Regions from separate parts of the Mus musculus genome. Here region 2 is linked to region 1. Evidence: chromatin loops called from intact Hi-C (ENCODE). Cell type or tissue: left cerebral cortex. All regions are shown on one strand. Links, peaks and the distances in the headings refer to the core of each region. The heading gives the core; the rest is flanking DNA. Region 1 overlaps Spred2 (sprouty-related EVH1 domain containing 2). Region 2 holds the start of Gm39603 (a long non-coding RNA gene).

Region 1 (8,982 bases), core at 385-8,384:
AATCTCCACTCCTCAGCAGACACTGGCTAGGAGGCAGCCAAGTTGGTAGTTATCCAATCATGTGGTGACGGGACATTAGGCAACTTAGTTCCACGCTCCTTTTACGCTAGAAAGAACAGGACTGAGTGGGACTCCTCATTCCGGGAGAAAAGGGACCGTTCAAGGTTACTGACCCCCCAGGACCGAGGAAGGGCGGTTCCCCACCGCTGTCCACAGTTTACAAACAAGGGCTCCATGTTGTGGGAAAAGTCCCTGGATCGGTGCTGTTGGGATTTTAAGATTTACTGGCTTAGGTAACAACTGTGAAGGAATTTTAAGTGAAGAGGAATTACTAACAGCCCAACTCCAGGAGAGAGCAACAGCTGGAGGGGGGTGAGGGGCCATCTGGGCTGTTCCTCCTCAACAGAGGTCATTCCATTTGGCATTTATTAGTCTAACTAGACCTGGTAACACATCCTCTTCTCACAACTGGGTGTGACTCTTTGAATCTACTACTGAGCCACAGCCTCTTCATATGCAGCAGGGGGGGGGGGAGTCAAAGGGCTTTTGAGGTCTCTTTACAACTTCTGTATTATTTTTTTTTTTAATTGGCTTTACAGTCCCTTAGTGTTGCCAAGGGCTTTAGCAAACACACGCTACTGAAACATCTTGCAGAAGCAGAAAACTTGTAGTAGTAAAAATCCAACAGAATACATTTAATAGAAAAAGACCAGAAGCCACCAAGACCCATGACAACACCACAGGCCCAGCTCCTTCACTCAGCATGGAGTTACTACGCAATCATAAAACTCCCAGGGTAAGGGAGTCCTATTGAAGTCTTTTGAAAATGGAAGAAAATGGGCTCAGTGGCAGGGTGTTTGCCTAGAATGTGCATGCGCCGCACATGCGAGTACACACACACACACACACACACACACACACACACACACACACACACGCAGAGCATGGAATGTTTTTAGAATAAACTGAATACGCTACATGTGCTGATAAAAGGCTGTAACTAGCATAGGAGGAGTTTTTTCTTGTTTTTAATGTGCACTGGTGTTTTGCCTACATGTATTTGTATGAAGGTATCAGATCTTGGAGTTGCATACAGTTGTGAGCTGTCACATGGGTACTGGGAATTGAAACTAGGTTCTCTGGAAGCACCGAGCCACCTATTCAGCCTCCCCTCGTTTTTTTTTAGATTTATTTTTTATTTTATGTATATGAGTACACTGTAGCTATCTTCAGACAAGCCATAAGAGGGTATCAGATCCCATTACAGATGGTTGTGAGCCACCATGTGGTTGCTGGGAATTGAACTCAGGGTCTCTGGAAGAGAAGTCAGTGCTCTTAACCGCTGAGCCATCATCTCTTCAGTCTTCTTTTTTTTTTTTTTTTAAAGGCAGTTTCACTGTATATTCTGGGTTGGCTTGAGACTCCCATATGTACACCAGGCTAACCTTGAACTCACAGAGATTGACCTGAAGTCAACATAATAAAGCCATCATTGTGAGCAACACTAGTACCAAGGAAAGAATAAAAGGTCTCTAACATAAGGCCAGTCAACACCCAGCTCTGTATTCTATGGCAGTGTCGACATCTGCCTCCTTCTCACCCTTCCCCTTTCTAAAGATTAAATTTGGCTATTCAAATCTACCTGTGGGTGTGACTGTGAGGACGTACAGAGGTCGGGGCTGCCGGTAGTTAGCTCTTCCTTTCTACCATTTGGGCTGCAGACACAAACTCAGGCCATGAGTTACTAACTTATTAAGAGCCATCTACTCTGGCCTTCATCCTGGTTCTCTGGGACAGTTGCAATTCCCAAGGCACCACAAATAAACCACCTCGCCTCTGGCAACTTCCTCCAGTGAGCAGGTCTGGAAGGGAGTTCTTTAAGCCTAAGCAAAGACTAGATTAAACATAACAGGATGCTCAGAGGCACATCTCCTTGCCTTTGCATACAATCAACCTTAGCCTTTATTAAAAGGCAATTCCACCTCAAAAGACTTTCAAACATATTTTCACTTCAGTATTCACAATAAGCCAAAAGGTGGCAATAATCTAAATTCATTCATCCAGAGAGGACTGGTTAAACAATACACAATGGGTCATCGCTCAGCCTTAATAAACAGTGGAGTCGACAATGGGATGAGTTTTGAGAAAGCTAAGCAAAAGAACCCAGTCCAAAAAAAAAGGGGGGGGGGACAAGCTGTGTGGAAGTGTTGGCACAAGCCTTTAATCCCAGCACTCGGGAGGCAGAGGCAGGTAGACTCTGAGTTCGAAGCCAGCCTGGTCTACAGTGAGTTCCAGGGCTACACAGGGAAACCCTGTGTCTTAAAAAAGAAGGAGGAGGAGGAGGAGAAGTCATTGCACCATCCATTCTATTTATATTATTATCTAAAAGCCATGGAAACAGAGTAGTATGGTGGCTGTCCTGGGCCGGGGAAGAGAGTCAACCACCGTGCCTGGAGTTTCGGTTTTGCAAGGTGAAATGTTCTAGAGATCTAGAATGCACAGAATCAGTGTCACTTTAGCATACACTAAGCAGTTGCTAAAAAATATTGGGGTGAAAAAAACCACTGATTTGTGTGCATGGGGGAGGGGTGTTATGTCACAGTGCAGATGTGGAGGTCAAAGGGCAACCCCCACGAATCCATCCTCAGGCTTAATGACAAGCGTCTTGATTTGCTGAGCCCTCTCACTGGCCCTGTATCCTGGTTTCTGCCACATGAGAAGGGGGTACCTTGAGAAGTAAGGGAGCCACTTGAACTGGGTTCAGGAAGTCTGGGTTGCATGCAGGAACACTCCCAAAGCCTGAAGGAGTGAGCATCACCACTGACAAAAGGTAACAGTCGGCGCATGCGCAGGACCCTCTCCAGGCGCTGCTTCCAATGCTTAAGGCCCGTTACTCTGCTCTTCTGCGTGCAAGGCAGGTCACACACAGCTCAAACCTCTTAAGTACTGGCTTTACTGACAGAAAATGGCGTTTCTTATAATATCATCTCAAAACATCAGACGAGTTAAATAGAACAGTGTACCCCCAAACTCTGAGACAACATTCTAAAAAGAAAAAAAAGGAAGGCTAACTTATCTTTATGGGTAAATCGCATGCATATCACATGTGTGTCCACAAATTCCCTGGCACTGGAGTTACTGAAGGTTGTGAGTCTCCATGTGGGTGCTGGGAACCAAACCTGGGTCATCAGCAAAAGCAGGTGGTGCTCTTAAATACTGAGCCTCTGAACACTGAACAGTCTATATACAATGCAACACACACACACACACACACACACACACACACACACACACACCGGGATATTTTTATGATTAGACCCTTTTTATTTCTTCTGATCTCAGTTTTGAAGATTACTAAAAACAATTACAAGAGTTTTCTAACACTTCCATTTCTTCTCCATGGGAGTTAGCCATGTTTTTAATATTACTCAAGGCAGGAAAAAAAGGGACTGGCTTGATTTCCCCCCCCCTTTGGAACAAGTTCCTGCCAGATTCTGCACACTGCAGCTCTCCGGCGATGTGATGAGAACACATGCCCACCCACAGACACTAACTTTGCTCCTCACCCTCCCTGAGCAGCCTGTGACACATGCTGCTGTGCTCAGCGGATGGAATTCAAGAGCCCCAGTCAAGCAGCAGGGCCCAGGGGGCCAGAGCAATGGCAGGCAGGCAACCGAGGAAGCAAGTGTTTATAAATGAGGAGAGGAAGAGGGGAAGAAAGGGAGGGAGAGAAAAGGGGAGGAGGGAGAGGAGGACAAGAGCAGGGGGGTGGTAGGAAGCACAGAGAGGGGCAGAGAGAGTGTTTCCATTCTTTACAATTGCATGATTTACCTCTTGATTGGAATCTAAATACAGCATCTCACTGAGATTTCTCCCATAATGACCTCAGAAGACAGCAAGAACAGCCGAATCCCAGCACCACTCCCAGAAGGCATAGCGAGGAAGGGTCCACTTACAATCCAAGTCAAAAGCTTTCAAAAGAGAACTGAGGTGCCAGCCTCCTTCTGAAGTATTGGCTTTCTCTATGGTTCTCATGAGCCACAAGGAAATGGTACTTACAACTCAACTCATGTGCATGGCTCCCCTGGCTGCCCCACTTTCAACGCCAAGGCACTCTAGGTGTTAACGCACTGAACTGCCAGCAAGCTAATGCCCAGCAAAAGGAACAGTCCACAGTAGCTAGATAAGAGAGGGCACGTATCCGTTTATACTTCAGAGGGAGGCTTGTGGCTTAAGAAATTTACTCTATGCTTGTCTCTGGCTTCTCTGAGCTAAACAGAAAACCTACAATTTCCAAATAATGACAAAAATTCGTGTGTGCTCCAGACATTGGACAAGTGTGACACAGGCAATGCACGGGTAAAGCCTCTGGTGGGAGCCAGCCATGTTCTCAGCACACACTCTCATACATGTGAACAGCAGGAGCAGGCTGCAGACTCCAGAAACAGGACTCTCAAAAGCACGTGAGTATTTTTAAATGTTGGCAGCTGGTCTATAGTGATTTTAAATTAGCTTGTTTTTATGAAATAGTTACTGAATTCATATAGCTGTAATAGATCCTAAAAAGAGGAGTCTTCCAAACAGCTAAAAACTGGGAAGCTGTCTGTTCCACTAAGATACCATGGACACTATGGTCTCTTAGGATGAATGAACTCCATGACTGACACCTCCCAAGACACAGAGCGGAAAAGCACGTCTTTTGTCTACGGTTACGTCACTTGGCTGGGTTCAGAAAGCGTGGTTATCAAAACCACCATCAGCTGGATTTTGGAGTAGAGCATTCTTTCAGCAACCAAAGTTAAAAGAGGGCTGGGCCTGGGTCCAAGTGCATACACATGTGAGTGCCTAGCCCATGCCTCGCACATCAAAGGCCTCAAGTTCAATCAATATCCACTGACTACTTCTAAGCTGAAGAATAAGACCTTTAGTAGCAGTGGTAGAAGAGAAAGAACTCTAAAGACTATCTATGGTCACCCTGGGCTGACGGTTCACGGTGTTCATCATCAACGGTCACCCTGGGAGCAGCAGCCACAGCTCATGTACAAAGCTCCGAGATCTGGAAGAACTGGTCCTCACCTGGGCTAGTCCTAAGGAGACAAAGATCGGGAAAACAGGATATTTTCATAGAAAATACCAACCAATCAAGAGATTTAGCCTTGGTGGCCTGGAACTTGCTAGGTAGACCAGGCTGACCATGAATTCACAGAGATCTGCCTAACTCTGTCTTTTCTGGTTTTGTTTTGTTTGTTTGTTTGTTTGTTTGTTTTGGTTTTTCGAGACAGGGTTTCTCTGTATAGCCCTGGCTGTCCTGGAACTCACTTTGTAGACCAGGCTGGCCTCGAACTCAGAAATCCGCCTGCCTCTGCCTCCTGAGTGCCGGGATTAAAGGCGTGTACCACCACGCCCGGCTCTTTTTTTTTTTTTTTTAAGATTTATTTATTATGATTACACTGTAGCTGTCTTCAGACACACCAGAAGAGTGCATTGGATCCCACTGCAGATGGTTGTCAGCCACTATGTGGTTGCTGGGAATTGAACTCAGAGCCTCTGGAAGAGCAGCCAGTGCTCTTAACCACTGGGCCATCTCTCCAGCCCTGTTTTTATGTTTTCTAAGAGACAAGATCTTATACTGTAGTCCAGGCTGGCCTAGAATTTACAATAATCCTACTTCGGCTTCCTGAGTGCTGAAATTACAGGCATGAGCCATTATGCTTGATGAAGTTTTGACAAAGTGAACCACAAACTGAGTGTTTTTAACCAAAACTCTGGGGGAGCTCATATACATACATATATCCAAAACTATGTATTCTAGTCAAGTCAACATGCTCAAAGCTTTCCTGACCTTGAAACACAATCTTAATGAGAAGGAAAAAGGCTCTCATTTTGGATCTGAAATATTTTTAATATCAGCAAGTGCTGTTATTGAATGTGTACTATATATACATATATGCACATATGCACACAAAAATAAACGCTACAGATGTGGGCAGGGAATTCTTAGCCAGACCCCAACATACTCCAAACACTATTCTTCCTCATTATCATCCTTGACCAAAATTAGCAAGTTACGGCATAACAGGTGGCTTTCATTTATAGAATGTAAAATTAATGAAATTTAAAGGTGGTTTGTCTTGAAAAACAAGCTGGCCATTCTTTTTTTTTTTTTTTTTTAAAGAAAGAAAAGAAAAAAAAAGCACACTATAATCTACAAACAGAACATACTGAGCAAACTCCTTCCAAGTTTTCTAAATGTGCTGAAACCAATAAATGAAATAAATCTGTTTACCAGGAGTTTAAAATTCATACACCTGAAGAAAACCAAGGCTTTACTATAGGCTCTATGATAAATAAACAGGAACGAAGCCCGCCTTGCTCGCTAGCTTGGTAATTCCAGATCTGTAGATGTTCTCTCTAAGGGACCGCAGGATTTACACCACAGAGGGGACTGTGTAGTCAGTGTTTCATCTCAGGCAAATGTATGGGCAGCCAGCGGTAGTACAGGTCCTGACCCCAGGCGGAGAGCCCGTCCAGCAAGGCAGACATAGCACAGATATAAACTTAACTAGAGCATCTGTCCCGGACAAGAAGGATTTAAAAAGTGTCCTTTAAAAATATGAGGAGACGCTGAACAGTCTGTCAACACACATAGGAATGTTTAATATACTCAAATAAACAAGGCATGTGCCTCCACTAGCCAGGCATTGTTTAAATTTAGTGAGTGAAGAAAAGAGAGAAGGTTAGACAGGCAGCCACAGCCTCCCAATTATGTGGAATGATCCTTCAGGTCATGTGGAAGCTATAATTAAATGTTGCTATCAAGTCCCCACTCCCTTTTCTTCTACCTTGGAAAAGTTGATGCTCTGATTCAAGCAAATTGTGATCGGCAAAAAATAAACATATCAGCTGAGGAGGGGAATAAAGCTTTCTTGGATTAAGCCACACAAAGGGGGGGGGGGCTGGGTAGACGGTACGGATACTGAAAGATATTCATATTAGACTGTTGACACCAGATAACACCCTTAGCTACCCCCCTAGAAGGTCTGTTGTCCTTCTGTTTCCAAGCAGCATCCTTAAAACTTATTAATATAAAATAATGGGTTAAAGCCATTTTGATGTGAATCTCTAGGGAGATTCAGAGAGGGCGATGAGTGAAGAAAACCTATTCGATAGAAGATCAGTGGTTACCTGTCTTTGCATGTGGGTGAACACACAAACACACACACATACACACATACACACACACACACACACACCCCACACAGGTCCTGAGGATAATGTTTCTCCCAAAAGAATGTTACACGCAAACACTGGACAGGTTCAGCAGAGAGGAGAACAAGGAGAAACTACAACCCAAGCAAAGAGCCGGCACGTACCTGCCCGGAGATGCCATTTCCTCTACATTGTGGAGTCCAAGGGCTGCCCGTTAGCATCATCGCTACGATAAAGCTTCCGATAAAAATGGATCCTCTCAGGCTGACCTGCGAACCAGCTGGCTGCTGAGCAGTAGTTTCCCCCATATATGATTCAGTCTCCTTGACAAATATACTGCATTGTACCGGATGAGTCATCGGCGGGTTAGAGTCCGCAGTTTACAGGCCCGTTGTCATTACCCACCCACTTCCTGCTCCTCAGAAGTAGAAGCTGGGAGGCTGGCAGCTGACAGAGGCTGGGATTTTTCAATTAAAAAATTGTTTAAAAAATTCCTGTAAGTTACAATGATCAGTCATTGACAGACGTCCGAAATGCACAGGAAGCCGAGCTCACACACAACGAGCTGCGAGCTCACACACACAGCGTGCTGCGATTCCAGTCTGTAGACCCACAAGTGTGAGCCGATTGTTGCCCTGCCAAGCCACGGAACTTTGTTCAGATCTGTCTCTCTAAAGCGTCTGGTTGGGGCTTTGTTGATTCCTGTGTTGCTTTCATGTCCAATCCGGCCTGACCTCAAAATCACCATTCTCCTGCCTCAGCTTCCCTAATGCTGGTATTACAAGTGGATGTGACCATGTTCAGCTTGATTCTTGGGTTGTAGGATTACCAATTACAGGAATTATAAAAACCTATACATAAAAATGATTTTGGAGGTGGGCATAGTAACACACTCCTGTGGCCCTCTAGCCCTCAGGAAGCTGCTGACACAGGACAAGAGCGAGAGGCCTGGGTTACACAGTGAGACCTTTTCTCCAAAATAAATCAGTAATGACCACACAGGGAGCTGGGAATGCGCTCTGTTGGGAGAGTGCTTACAAAGCATGCCTAAGCCCCCAGTTCAGTTCTCCACACTGCAAAAACCCAGGTGTGGTGGCCCATTCCTCAGCACTAGGAAGGTAGGTAGAGTATAGGAGTTCAAGGTCAACCACAGCCCCAGAGAGCGCCAGGTCAGACCTGTCTCAAAAGTTACAATTACTAAAGTATGTCAGGGGTGATATGAAATGATATGAGATTTGTTATAAATATTTTATGCTCCCCCCCCCCCCACACACAATAAGTAGTATAAAGGCAGGAGGTAAAGAAACAGCAAAACTTGGATAAACTGCTGCATCTGAGACTTTATTTTTGTCTTCTGGGTATCTTGAAAAGTTTGTAATCTTTACACGCATGTTTTCTTCACCTCCTAGGATGCCGTGTGAACCAGAACAAGGTCCGTTTTTACTTGGGCATGGAGCTGCCGTGCATGGAAACGGGGGTGGGGAGAGATACCTGCAGCCTGATACCTTGTGGGTGTGGGAGCTGAGGCTGAGGCTCAGTAAGTCTTCCAGCTGGGAGGAACCACATGCCCTTAGGCCACTGTGAAGGCTCCATCAATCCCTGGAATGAGCGGTTGGTATTCCTCTCTGGATGATGAGAGCTTCCTTGTGCTCTGAAGCCATGTTCATGAGCTCAGCTGTAACACTATGAGGGAGAGGCGTCCATTCCCAGATTCCTTACATGGCTTTGGCAATGTTCCCTGAGAATGTATGTAAGTCACATCCCGAGTTCCTT
Region 2 (8,982 bases), core at 223-8,222, 51 kb before region 1:
ACTACACTCCTTTAGGGAGTCATAGTCCTCGCATATCAGCAGCTGTCTGTCACCCTGCAATACCAAGTGAGCCAGTCTGCTTTCATCTTGAGTGACTTGGAAGAGCCTGGATAAATCATACCCTGATACCACAATGTCTTGCTACTGGCCACAGTTGGTCAAATGACCATACCAACTGTAAGAGGCCGGGGGATGAACATCGAGCCTGTTTGCTATGTGCTGAGGCTGGTGGACCCAGGGGAGGGGTGCATCAAGCATGGAGTGAATGCAGGATTGTTGGAAACTGTTAATAGCTTTGGGGACCAAAATAACATTTAGGGGTTGCTGGGCAGATTTATCTGTAAAATATGTTTCTTTCCTTTTCTTTTTCTCTTCTCTTCTTTTCTTCTCTTTTCTTTCCTAACTATCTTATAAAATAAGTCACAAAAACCTCCAAGACACAAGCTGCGCTTAAGTACCATAAATTATCAGCAGGCACATATTCCAACAACAGCTCCCCAAAGCAGGAAGCACAGGCCACAGCAGACCTGGGAATTTCAGTTGTTAGCTGCAGTGGTTCTGCAACACTAAACCCGGCTTCTGAAAGTTCTGGCTTTGCAGACGTAGATTTATATCTTTTTCCTTTTGTTTCTTATGTCTTTTTGAGCCAAGGTCTTACTGTGTAGTCCAGACAGACCTAGGACTTAAGCCATCCTCCTTTTTCAACCTCCTGAGCCTCCACCACATGGTGTACAGAACTCTCTTTAAAAAGCATGTGTGTGTTGAAGCCGGGTGTGGTGGCGCACGCCTTTCATCCCAGCACTTGGGAGGCAGAGGCAGGCGGATTTCTGAGTTCGAGGCCAGCCTGGTCCACAAAGTGAGTTCCAGGACAGCCAGGGCTACACAGAGAAACCCTGTCTCGAAAATCCAAAAAAAAAAAAAAAAAAAAGTGTGTGTGTGTGTGTGTGTGCACGAACACTTGTGTGAACATGTGCACGCATACAATGTGCTCGTGCACACACACGCGCACCTGCACCCACTCATACATGCACACACAGGAAGACCCTAGGTGTATGGCTGTACCACTCTCTGACCTATTCTTTTGAGACTGAATTTCTCACTGAACCTGTTGCTATACTGGGTATATGCAGCCATGCCTGCCTTTTTAATGTGGGTTCTTGGGATTTGAACCCAAGTCCTCAGGCTTGCCGCGCAACTGTTCTTATCCACAGAGTTATCTTCAAAGCCTCAGAGCTCTGTTTTTCAACAGGAGGCAGTGAACACGCAGTGTGTCCATGAGCATAGGAAATGAGGCTGTCCTCCATCTCCTAGAACAAATGAAATGTGAGCGTTCCCTAGGTAACAGACCAGCCTCCTCATGGCTCGAGCAGCAAGGGAATGAGACGCCCCGAGAGACTGTGCAACTTGCTGTGTCCTCTAACTGTGGGCCACACTACAGCCTAAGGGTCAGTCAGCTATTGGAGACTCCCAGCTCTGGGCAGCTGCCCTGTGGTCCCAGCCAGAGTGTGCATCTACCTCAGCTCAGCACAGGGAGTGTAGAGATGCTGCATCTGAGAAAGGCTCCTCTTCCCGGCCTGACCACCATCTTTGCTGATGCAAACTCTGCCTGGGGCTGCCCCAGGCACCCTCAGTGAGCACTGCCAATCCAGTTACTAGCGTCAGGTCAGACTCCAGAGAGTATGGGCTGCCTCCCTTTCCCCGCCCTGGCCTTTGTGCCCACGGTGCAGCTGACCCAGTTCTTTGTAGAGAGGTGGGAAATAACCCTAGTCAGATGAGAGGAGATGAAGCAAATGCAGAGATACTTGAAAGTTCAGACATAGCTCTCCTAGGAGGGGGTGAGAAGCACCGGCCTTGTCTCTTCCCAGCATTTGAGGGAGGAAGAAGACTTCCAAAATACCAGAAGATGAGGGACGAGTGCAAAGCATTCTGTCTTCTGGAGAGGGATGAGTCATGCAGATCACGTGATCTCCTAGCCCCACCCCACCCCCATACTGCAAATGTACTCACATTGAGTGCACCTTAGATCTCTCCCGCCCTCCACCTTCTCCCTTCCTTCAAAACAAAAACACCAGCTGAAAGCCCACTATTTCCCTCCCTGTCTGCAAGCCTGCCGTGGTGTGGCAGCCGATAGCGAGGCCCCGGGCTCTGACTCAGACCTCCTTCCAGGTTGCCTGCTTTCTGCAAAAGGAACTTAGAAGCAGATGAACGGGTCTTCGGGGCATGCATGCATCCAAGGCGGTACAGGTGCACCTCAGGTTTGCAAGGATGGAAGACCCCACTATAGGACTCTTTGGGCTTTGGCTGCTGCAGTGATGAACTTTTGTTTGTTGTTGTTTGTTTGTTTGTTTGTTGTTTTTGAGACAGGGTTTCTCTGTATAGCCCTGGCTGTCCTGGAACTCACTTTGTAGCCCAGGCTGGCCTCGAACTCAGAAATCCGCCTGCCTCTGCCTCCAGAATGCTGGGAATAAAGGCGTGCGCCACCATGCCCGGCAGTGATGCACTTTTAAAGGACCACTAGGCTGGTAAGGAAGCAAAGACAGTCACCAAAAGGCGTCATGTAGGGGCCACACCACATTTCCTGCGCCCAAATGGGGAGACTCAGAAGTACCAGTGACCCCAGCGTCCTATCAGTTCTCTCTCTGTCACTGCACTGAACAGGACGGTTTTATGATGCTGTAATTGTCAGCTTTTAAGGTTGGGCAGACAGGATCGATTTTCTTTCTTTTGGAAGGGAGAAGGGTTTTTTTGGAAGCTACCCAAAAGGCAACCATAGTTACTGAAGGAGCACGGCAAAGCGTGAGTTGGAGGTGGTTATTATCCAAGCCTGACAAAGAGGGAAACTACGTGGGTTGATTTTCGCATCAAGCCACAAATATCAATCCCAAGGACTCCCAGATGAATGTGGATGCAGGGCAAGATGCACCTGATACGGCTTAAGGTATTCCTATTAGACTGCCAGGCAGCTCACAGGAACCAGAAACCTGGCATCAGCCCTCGAGCAAAGACAGGTCAGGAGCCAGTGTCCTGGCAGGACATTCACTTAGTGGATCGTCCCGGGATTCGAGCAGGAGAGCGTTCTCAGATTTCCTGCCATTCCCGTTAGCAGCTCTGAGCCAGACAGGCCTAGGGCTGAAAGGACCAGTTTTATTTCATCCAACCTCTTGGTTGATGACCATCTTCCACTAGGGTAGAAACTATCTTCTCCCAGTGTTTTCTCTTGTTGGCTGTGGTGCTGAGGATCAAACCCAGCGTTAAGCAAACACTTTAGTAACTACCAACTGAGCCCTACACCAAGTCCCCTGGCCCTCCCTCAGAGAGCAAGCTTTGAGCATGTGTCAACTCCTCAAGATGTTTAGAAAGACATGGAAGAGAGGTTAGGGTGTGGAGTGCAGCTGCTCAGACAGGATAGGAGCTATACTGAATTCTCTCCCTTAAGGATCCCAAGAGGTGGGCAGCAGATCCAACTGTTGGCTGGCTCAGAAATATCCTGGTAACAGTCGCCAGGCATGAACATCAAAACTAAGCAGGCATAAATCTACACAAAGGAGCTTAGGGCACCCATTCACATTTGCCTTGTCTGATGACCAGGGCTGAGCCATATGGCTCCCTATGCAATGGAAAAACACCAACAGAGGGCCAACAGAAAGATAGCAGAGCTGTCCTCAAGCCCCGGAAGTCACACATCTCCCTGAATGTTACTGTCCTGAGTGAACTAGATGCTGGGTTCAGATAACCCGGTCGTGACAGCTGCATGATGCTGGGCCGGAACTCACTGGACTTAGAACAAAAGAACCAAAGGTCTAAGATAAGATACAAAGAGCAGAATAGGGATACAAAGTAACCAAAGCCAGAGGAGACAGAGCCACTCTAGGCCAAGGGAGTGAAGGGCAGGATTGACAGGCTGGGCGCAGAAGCATCTCTCTGTAATCCCAGCACTCAGGAGACTGAGGCAGGAGGATTAGGTGCTCAAACCTATTTTTTGGCTACATAATGAATTCAAGGCTAATCTGGGCTACATGTGACCCTGTCTCCTACAAGAAGAAGAAGGAGGAGGAGGAGGAGGAGGAGGAGGTGGTGGTGGTGGTGGTGGAGGGGATTGCTTTGTGGAAGTAAAGTGCTTGCCATGCAAGCAGGATGTCCTGAATTCAGAGCCCCAGAACCCACATGAGAAGCCTTGGGAGCAGGAGGTTGGGGCTGGGGACATTGGGGACAGGTGGGAGCAGGAGGTTAGGGGCTGGGGACATTGGGGACAGGTGGGAGCAGGAGGTTAGGGGCTGGGGACATTGGGGACAGGTGGGAGCAGGAGGTTAGGGGCTGGGGACATTGGGGACAGGTGGGAACAGGAGGTTAGGGGCTGGGGACATTGGGGACAGGTGGGAGCAGGAGGTTAGGGGCTGGGGACATTGGGGACAGGTGGGAGCAGGAGGTTAGGGGCTGGGGACATTGGGGACAGGTGGGAGCAGGAGGTTAGGGGCTGGGGACATTGGGGACAGGTGGGAGCAGGAGGTTAGGGGCTGGGGACATTGGGGACAGGTGAGAACAGGAGGTTAGGGGCTGGGGACATTGGGGACAGGTGGGAACAGGAGGTTAGGGGCTGGGGACATTGGGGACAGGTGGGAGCAGGAGGTTAGGGGCTGGGGACATTGGGGACAGGTGGGAACAGGAGGTTAGGGGCTGGGGACATTGGGGACAGGTGGGAGCAGGAGGTTAGGGACTGGGGACATTGGGGACAGGTGGGAGCAGGAGGTTAGGGACTGGGGACATTGGGGACAGGTGGGAGCAGGAGGTTAGGGGCTGGGGACATTGGGGACAGGTGGGAGCAGGAGGTTAGGGGCTGGGGACATTGGGGACAGGTGGGAGCAGGAGGTTAGGGACTGGGGACATTGGGGACAGGTGGGAGCAGGAGGTTAGGGACTGGGGACATTGGGGACAGGTGGGAGCAGGAGGTTAGGGGCTGGGGACATTGGGGACAGGTGGGAGCAGGAGGTTAGGGGCTGGGGACATTGGGGACAGGTGGGAGCAGGAGGTTAGGGACTGGGGACATTGGGGACAGGTGGGAGCAGGAGGTTAGGGGCTGGGAACATTGGGGACAGGTGGGAGCAGGAGGTTAGGGGCTGGGGACATTGGGGACAGGTGGGAGCTGAAGCTCATTGGTGGGTTCCAGGTTCAGTAAAAGAACTTCTCAAAAAGGGGGTGGTAGAGAGAAACTGACACCCAATGTCAGATTCTAAGCAAGCACACACACACACACACACACACACACACACACACACATGCACACACACACACACCACACACACACACACCCCATACACACACCACACACACGCACACACACACACACACACACACACACACACACACACCACACACACACACACCACACACACACACACACACACACACACACCACACACACACACACACACACAACACACACACACACACACACACACACACACACACACAACACACACACACACACACACACACACACACACACACACACACACACACACACACACCATACACACACCAAGAAAAAGAGAAAAGGGCTGGAAATAACCACAAAATATTCTGTTGACCAGAAATAGGAAGAGGGCAAACGTTTTCTGTTTTCAATATATTTTTATATACCTAAAGGTTATTGAGAATTCCAAAGACTCTTGTGTAGGTACACATAGATGTTTTATAATTCAAATTTTATTATTTTATGTGTGGGGTGGTTTGCTTACATGTATGAATGGACACCACGTGTATGCAGTGCCAAAGCAATCCAGAAGAGGGCACCAGATTCCCTGGAATTGGCGTTACAGCCAATTGAGAGTCACCGTGAGTGCCGGGGTTTAAACCTAGATCCTATGGAAGAGCAGCCAGTACGATTAACTGGTGACCCAACTTTCCAGCCCCAAAGATCCTTACAAATCCGTTCTTGTTTTGTTTTGATTTTGAGAAAAGGTCTCACTATGGAACGCTGTATAGAGAAGACCAAGAGAGACTCAACATGATCTATCTGCCTCTGCCTTGGGAAGGCTAGAATTAAAGGCATTCACCACCACACCCAGCTTTCCCTGGTTATGCTTATTAATATGACTGCATTAGAAATTAAAACTGAGCAGAGCATGGTGGCGCACGCCTTTAATCCCAGCACTTGGGAGGCAGAAGCAGGCGGATTTCTGAGTTCGAGGCCAGCCTGGGCTACAAAGTGAGTTCCAGGACAGCCAGGGCTACAGAGAAACCCTGTCTCGAATAACCAAAAAAAAAAAAAAAAAAAAAAAAAAAAAAAAAAAGAAAGAAAGAAAAAAGAAATTAAAACTGAGGGTTGGAGAGATGGCTCAGAGGTTGAAAACACTAGGTGCACTTCTAGAGGACTCAGGTTCAAATTCTAGCACGTGGCAGCTCACTGTAACTCCGAGATATACACTCTCACATAGATGAACATGCAGGCTAAACACCAATGCACAAAAAGTAAACAAAAATAAATAAATACAACATAAATTAAATGTGGCTGGGCATGGTTTACATAGTAAGTGCCAGGCCAACCAAGGCTCCATAGTGAGATCCTGTCTCAAAAAAAAAAAAAAAAAAAAAAAGATACTCCAGAGTAAAAGAACCATCCAACCATCCCTAACTCCCCAAATCAAACCAACAACAACAAAAATAAATCTTAAAAAAAACTTTAAAATGATTTTATTTGTATTTTATGCACATTGTTATTTTGCTTGTATGTCTATGTGAAGGCGTTAGATCCCCTGGAATTATAAACAGTTGAGCTGCAATGTGGTTGCTGGGAATTGAACCCAGGACTTCTGGAAGAACAGCTGGTACTCTCAACCCCTGAGCCATCTCTCCATTCCATATAAATGAAAAGACTTTTATTTTATGTATTTGAGTACATTGTCACTGTCTTCAGATAGAGCAGAAAGGGGTATCAGATCTCTGGATGGTTGTGAGCCACCATGTGGTTGCTGGGAATCCAACTCAGGACCTCTGGAAGAGTAGTCAGTGGTCTTAACCACTGAGCCATCTCTCCAGCCCCAAATGAAAAGACTTTTACTTTGCAAATATTTGTAATGGAATAGAGCTGGATTCTCATAACTGCTTGTGAACTCAATCTGTTGTGGATATGTTTTTTAAAATATATCTATTTATCTTATTTTATTTATGTGCACGTGTGTGTGTGTGTGTGTGCATGTGTGTGTGTCTGTGTGTGTGTGTGTCTGTGTGTGTGTGTGTGTGCATGTGTGTGTCTCTGTGTGCGTGTGTGTGTGCAGTTACAGGTGGATGTGAACCATCAGAAGGGACAGGGAACCCAGCCTGGGTCATCTACGAGAGGAATAAGTGTTCTTAGCCGTTGATCTGTCCTTCCAGCTCCCCAGCTCCACGGTGTTATTTTGGTGATGAAAAATATATATGGAGAAAATCTGACTTCAGACTGGTCTGTTATGGGAGGGAAAAGAGGATTTGTGCACATGTCTGTTTTAATCTCTTTTTTTTTTCCCCTTTAGACAGGGTTTCATTATATAGATCAAGCAGCCCTTGAACTCATAGAAATTTACCTGCCTCTGCCTTCTGGGTGCTAGGATTAAAGGTAAACACCTGGCTGGTAAGAGGATTTTAATAACTTCTTGAAATCTTGTGACTAGTTCTTTGGTACTAAGCCAAATTCACAACTACAGCTTTTTCTTTTCTTTTTTATTTTTTTTTTTTATTTTTTTTTATTTTTTTTTTTTTTTCGGTTTTTCGAGACAGGGTTTCTCTGTATAGCCCTGGCTGTCCTGGAGCTCACTTTGTAGACCAGGCTGGCCTCGAACTCAGAAATCCGCCTGCCTCTGCCTCCCGAGTGCTGGGATTAAAGGCGTGCGCCACCACGCCCGGCTTTCTTTTCTTTTTTAAACATGTACTTTTTGATTATTTGGAAAATTCCCATTATGCATCCTGACCACTTATTTCCCAGTCCTCCCCGGTCCACTCTCTCTCGTGACTTTCTCTAAAACAAAGAAGAAAAGAAAAAGAAAAAGAAAATACCAAGTGCAATTTGTGTTGCCCATATTCTCACCACAGCACGGTCAAACTCCCAGTGGTCGGCCCCTTTAAGAAAACGGTGTCCTTCCGTCCCCGACTCCTGCCAGAAGCCATCAGCTGGAAGAGCTACACTTCAGCATCCCTATCACAACCTGGTTTTTTTTAAGATTCATTTATTTTATGTGCATCTGTGTTTTGCCTTTTATGTATGTCTGTGTGAGGGTTCCAGATATCCTAGAACTGGAGTTATCGGCAGTTGTGAGCTGCCATGTGGGTTCCCAGAATTGAACCCAAATTCTCTGAAAGAGCAGCCAATGCTCTTAACCACTGAGCGATCTTTCCCTGACTCCCCACTCCATATCATAACTTTTTTTGTTGTTGTTAATTTTTGAGACAGGGTCTCACTATAGCCCTGGCTGTCCTGGAACTCACTCTGTAGACCAGGCTGGCAGTGAACTCAGAGATTTGTCTGCCTCCGGAGTGCTGGGATTGCGAGTGTGTGATTTCACTTGGGTAGGGGGCAAGGTGTGTGTGTAATATACAAAATAACGGGAATGAAGTGGGCCAACCCCTCCAGAATAACTCTCCTATTCATTGTACTTTTGCTTCCACCCATGTGCCACCGCCTCCCAGCTCCCTTTTTAGAGTTTTTTTTTTTTCCAATGACTTTCTGTCCAGACTTTCTTTTTAGGGGATTGGAGGATGGGAAGTGGGGGTGGGGGAGAGAAGCAGTCACAGAGGTCTTCTATGTCTCTCATTCTCAACTGTGAGTCTGCAATCATCAATACCACTGCAAAAGAAGCATGCTTGCCCTTTACAGTCAGCAGCAGCAAGGATCATGGACGTCCACATGGTTTCTGGCTACAGCACGGGCCGCAGACAGACCATGGACATTCCCAAGGCCTTTGGTGGTAACAAGGACCATGAGCATCAACCCCAGGGGCAGCACAGCTCACT

Evidence for each region. Peaks named below come from ENCODE experiments on the same cell type or tissue, not always from the same donor. Only the 100,000 strongest peaks of a DNase experiment are listed, where the experiment ranks them.
Region 2: a loop joins it to region 1, with 3 times the contacts of the local background. A loop is called at or near these places in 11 of 42 quality-filtered maps.

Annotation. Positions count from the first base shown.
Region 1 is chr11:19,978,094-19,987,075 of GRCm38, reverse strand. All of the region lies in intron 1 of Spred2 (sprouty-related EVH1 domain containing 2), which reads right to left. Among named protein-coding and RNA genes, the nearest start is that of Gm39603, 54 kb to the left of the region's middle. In left cerebral cortex, for the core only: no CTCF peak of the experiment used is centred there; DNase peaks (open chromatin) are centred at 4,451, 4,707, 6,672, 7,545 and 2 more places; H3K4me3 peaks cover 2,042 bases; H3K27ac peaks cover 2,872 bases.
Region 2 is chr11:20,028,549-20,037,530 of GRCm38, reverse strand. Gm39603 (a long non-coding RNA gene) reads left to right here and starts at 919. Exons shown (of 5, transcript XR_872273.2): 1 at 919-2,255; 2 at 7,584-7,591; 3 at 8,846-8,982. In left cerebral cortex, for the core only: a CTCF peak has its summit at 5,767 (motif pointing right); DNase peaks (open chromatin) are centred at 1,950, 2,821, 3,461, 5,796 and 2 more places; H3K27ac peaks cover 3,621 bases.